Linked DNA regions of Mus musculus: region 1 is linked to region 2. A link is a loop called in an ENCODE intact Hi-C map of the cell type or tissue named here. Cell type or tissue: heart. All regions are shown on one strand.

Region 1 (2,500 bases), 260 kb after region 2:
CCTAAAGTTTCTACCGAAAATGAAAGATTATCTTTAAACAAATTAATGTGACTTGTTGACTTCACACCTCCAAGTATCACAATAAAATCACTTTGCTCAATTAATGAGCAGAAGGAAAAATGCCTTTTTTCCCATTAAATGTAGTCTAGATTTTCATAGCAGCATTAAAACCAAATATTGTCTCTTGGCATATAGAAAAATATTCCAAAACACACAGTTATCTCTGAGAGTGAAATTGCATCTGGTTCTGCAATTTTAACATTAAACCATGCTCATAGTCAATATTTGTGTTTTTGTATCAGGCTGTAATAGCACAGGCTCCATGATTTCAGGCTGCTGCCTTTCCTTCAAAATTGACACAAGGCAGCATATCCAGGGGCTGGGAGATGTCTCACTGAGCATGGGCGGTTCCTGGGCAAGCACGGGGGCTGAGTGCAAATTTCTAGCACTCACATAAAAAGCCACGTGTGGCTATGTGTGCCTGTAACTCCAGCACTAAATGGGGCATAAAGACAGGGGGATGGCTGGCCACCAGCCTAGCTCCAGTGGTACTGAGAGCCCCTGCTCTGAAGCCAGGAAAGCAAAGGATAACCGAGCAGGACACCTGTTGTTCTCTGATCTTAGTATGCACTCATGGGTGTGTATACCTGCACATATATGCACATACAACACACACACACATGCATATTGTATATTTGAAAGACTAAACAAACCAAAATCTATAAATAGCCAGAATGAGATATTAGTAAAATGCTCCTAAATCCACACTGACTGCACTGTGTCTCACTGTCCACGTTAACCATAACAGGGTCCTATGTATTCCCAGAGGAAGAAAATTCTGCTAAAACCTGGAAGGTACTTGGGAAATCAAAACTGAGGTAGTGGCATGTCATGAAGGCAACAGATGCATAAAATTTACATCATTGTATAAACTGAAATGAAAATTTGTTTAAAGTTTTGCAACTATGTATGTGTAAATGCCATAATGTGTAGATTAATGTGTCAATTTTTTAATAAAAAAGATTAATTTGTGTGTGTGTGTGTGTGTGTGTGTGTGTGTGTGTTTGTGTGTGTGTGTGAGAATGCAGTTGCCTGTGGTGGCCAGAAGAGGGCGCCAGATTCCCCTCTCTTGACCTGGAATTACAAGCAGGTTAAGAGTCACCAGAAGTGGATGCTGGGAACCAAACTTGAGTCTTCTGTAAAAGGAGCACAATCTAACGGATGAGCCATCTCTCCAGCCATAGTATGCGCTGCTTTGTGGAAAACTTAAAAACTGATAAGAAAGCCTTCTTGTGTCTGTGCCTGCATGCAAGCCAGTGCGAAGCAAGCAGGAATTTGGAAAGGAGATGTTTCTTACTGGAAGGAAGATGGTGACTTTGCAAGTGGCTCAAGTGTACCATCCAACATGGAGAGGTGGAACGCACATGTCTGTCACCTCAGCCCTCTCCTGTGGGATCCCTGCCCCCTCGGAACCAGGATGTGAACACTCTATTTTACCAGCACAGTGCACTTTCCAGGTGCCTCCCCGAGCTGCTCTTACTTCGAATTCTCTGTTCTTTCCTTTCAAACGCTGGACACGTCAACAAAAATCTTCTGCTTGTCATTTTCTGAATTTCACATTTCAACATCTGCATAATAGCTGCACTAAAAATCCTCAGACATGTTATAAAATTGTTAGGGGACATCGTGAAATCTTATAAAAGGGCGAGATGCATTGAGTTGAGGTTTGTTGTTGATACAGCAAAGGATCCTAGTTGTTCACTCAGGGTTTGCTAGGTGGGGGATGCTAACTCTGCGTGCATCACGAATCGAACCTTTCAGTCTATCTTCTAATTTATCTCATTTTGCTTACAAATCCACAGGCTAACCAGAGTTCAGAGGGAACAGTTTGTTTTATCCCCACTCCCTGAGGCTTTTGAGAGGAGGTGTTGAACTGTGTTCTGTCTGAGGCTATAGACTTGGTACCCATGAATGCTCCCCCTGCACCATGTCACCAGCTCCATCAGGATAAATCCTTTTTAATTTTACAACTAATAAGCAAATGTATTTGGGTGGGCTATTCGTCTTAAGCACATCGTAACAGAGAATTGTCTCCAAATGACATGTAAGCATGTAAGGGAAGGCAAGTTGGCTCAGTAACCCATGTTTGCTGCCAGGACTGATGAGCTGAGTTTGAGTTTGATCTACAGGGTGGAAGGGAAGAACTATTGTCTCTGGGCTAGTTGTCCTCTCACCTCCAGAAGCAGCATGTTATAGCACGCACATGCACACACAAGGTATACACACTCATGCACACACATACACACACACAATGAATAAATAGATGTAAAAATTAATTAATTAGTGCATCAAGATTATGTGTAAGTCTGAGTTCATAGAATATATCTAACCCAAGGAATATATACCGAAATATGTCCAGTGCCCCAAGGAAGCGCCTCTAATTTGTCCTGCCCACCAACTCAAGTCTAAGCTGCTATAGCACTTTTCTTGGGCTTGCGTA
Region 2 (2,500 bases):
CTTCAGATCTAAGTCTTTTCGACCCCAGGGCTTCAGCCTTTCTGGGATGGGGTAGAAAGCAGCATGGCTGCCCCCAGGTTGGCAGCCTCCCCTCCCCTCAGGGTCCTCACCTGCTCCAGCATGTCCTTAGCGAGGTCTTCTTGTTCATCCATCCGCAAGATGGCCTGCCGTATTTCATCATTAGAAAGCTTCAGCCTATAACGAATCCACCTTGAGCAGTCTGGCCTGGCCCTCGGGACGGCCCCTGGGATTTCTTTCTATACAGTATGGCCTCATCTTCTCCTCTCCAGCCCTCACTTTGAACCTGCTCTCCCGCCTCCTCTACAAAGCCGTCCCAGGCCAACTTCATAATAGAGTCTAATTTTAATAAAGAGGAAATATGATTCACTCCATATATCCAATAATGAGTGTTACAGTTCTCATCGAAGCCTGAGTCCCTGTTGCGTTGCTTGGGCTTCCTCGGAACTGATGAGACACAGGAGATTAAGACAGACAGGCAGAGGCATTCTGACAGTCTCCTTTTCCTCCTCCACCCCTCCCTCCTGCCTCAGATGTGTTCAGCATCTCCACGGGAGGACAGAACAGGGGGCAGCAGAACTCTCCATCTCTGGGAGTACCCAGTTCCCATCCAGCTCCCACTAGCCTTCCAGGATCCCCCCATCTCCCCCCCCCCCCGACCACTCATCCACCTACATAGCTGTTCTCCACCCCTCCAGGTATACAACCACTGAGGACTCTAGGGAACCAGTCACACCCCCCCACTCCCACCCCCATCCCCACCCCCACTCAACTCAATGGAAGAAACTCAGGCCAAGGGACTTGTGGGAGGGCAAAGGGGGCAGATGTCCCAGAGGAGGCCGTAGGCGGCACTAAGAATAGAGCTTGGGGCGGTGCCCTTGACCCTGCCTGGGGGAGGCCCCCACACAGAAGCTGTGCTGTTAACACAGATACTGCTTGTTTGTTCCTAAGCCCAGGGAAATGCTTGCAGGCTGAGATCATGCGGCTCCCAGGCCTAAGCACAGTGGGTCCTCCGTGGGCTTAGGGCAGCTCCGCTGGCTGGCAGATGCTTACTGGAGCTTCATGGCCAGGGCTGTTTCCTGTCTGCAGAGCCTAATGCCGCTGCTTAACATGGGCTTGCGGGGCAGAGGTCTAGATCAGCACCCACCCCTCTCTCCTCCAGGGGATGTCAGAGAACCAGCATCACCACCACCCCCCCCCCCACATTCCTCTACCACCTTTCCCCAGGCCTGCAGCTCGGTGTCTACTACTCAGTTTGTTGTTCGGCAGTGCTCAGAATTAGCCCAGGGCCTGGTGCACGCTGGGCAGGCAGTCACACAAGCACTCTGCCACTGAATTATCCACATCCTAGCCCCTCCACTACCCATTTTGGGCTTTGGGGAGGGTCCCTTTCCCTGCTACAGGTGAGCACCTACTTGGAGAGAAGAATGATACAGTTCTGGGCCCTCCGGCCATCGATGACTGACAGCTCTTTAACCTTGCGGGAGGTTATGTAGATGTCCTCCGTGGAGCCCAGTTCTTTCTGCAAATGATGAGTTACAAAGGGAACCACTGAGGTTGATGTCCCACTCTTCATGCCCACCACCCAGACCCACCCTTCTTTCAATGTGGGGATGCCCCTAACCCAGTGGACGTAAAGAAAGAGAAAGAGAAGATGTGAGAGGCAAGGTGTTTAACCACCAACTCTTAAGAGAGGATGTAGGACCACCCTGGGCTAGAAAAGATGGAGGGTCGTGAAGGGTCCTCCTTCTTAGAGCTCAGCCTCTCTTGGAAAGCCAGGAAAGGAGCGGTCCAAATGGAAGCCATAATTAATCTCTGTGGCTTCAGGCAATATGGTTTGCTTTAGCAGACATCTATACCCACCCAGAGCCTCCCCAAGGGATTCAAACCCTCATAAGGCCATGGTTTCTAACTCCTGGAGACCTCCCGCCTATCTCAGTGTGGCAGGACTAAAGGGTTTTACAAGGCCATATGGAAAAATCAGAGGCAGAATCCATAGTGAATTCACTTCTGGGATACCAGTAGGTAGAAATCAAAGATTCCCAAACCTCCTTCTGTTGGAACCCCCCGGGCTAGAGATGCGGGAGCCTTTCTAGCACACAGCTAGGGACTTCCCCAGAGCACATGTTCCAAGGCACACAACTCCAGGGCCAGCCAGGCACGCCATTGTCTTTGTGGATTTTTTCCCTCTGGAGTTGTGCAGTGCCCAACATGTGTAGTCATGCTGGCAAGCCTTGCCTTGGCACCTGTAGCTGATACCATAGACCTAGAAGCCTTCTCAGTTCTGTGGGCACTCGCCTCCACAGCTGGCAGAGGTCTGCTCGCCGCCCCTCCGTCTCTCACATTTCCTCTCTCTCTCTGGGGCCCCTCCTGCATGCAAGCCTACATGGATGAGTGATAAAGGCTGAAGACTGTGCAGGCAAGCCTTCTCTCATGGACCCAGTTCTGGGCTACAGCCCAAGACAGTGGGTAAGAGACAGAA

Evidence for each region. Hi-C counts contacts between places; a loop is a spot of excess contacts. Peaks named below come from ENCODE experiments on the same cell type or tissue, not always from the same donor. Only the 100,000 strongest peaks of a DNase experiment are listed, where the experiment ranks them.
Region 1: it touches region 2 in a loop (2.2-fold over the local background); 3 of 42 quality-filtered maps call a loop at or near these places.

What each region holds. Positions count from the first base shown.
Region 1 is chr17:49,735,446-49,737,945 of GRCm38, forward strand. The region is part of intron 10 of Kif6 (kinesin family member 6); the gene reads left to right. Among named protein-coding and RNA genes, the nearest start is that of Gm16555, 85 kb to the right of the region's middle. In heart, a CTCF peak has its summit at 1,142 (motif pointing right); no DNase peak of the experiment used is centred here.
Region 2 is chr17:49,471,853-49,474,352 of GRCm38, forward strand. It overlaps Daam2 (dishevelled associated activator of morphogenesis 2), which reads right to left. Exons shown (of 25, transcript NM_001379372.1): 16 at 1,434-1,540; 17 at 111-195. Among named protein-coding and RNA genes, the nearest start is that of Gm41595, 30 kb to the left of the region's middle. In heart, no CTCF peak of the experiment used is centred here; a DNase peak (open chromatin) is centred at 969; H3K4me3 peaks cover 833 bases; H3K27ac peaks cover 2,500 bases.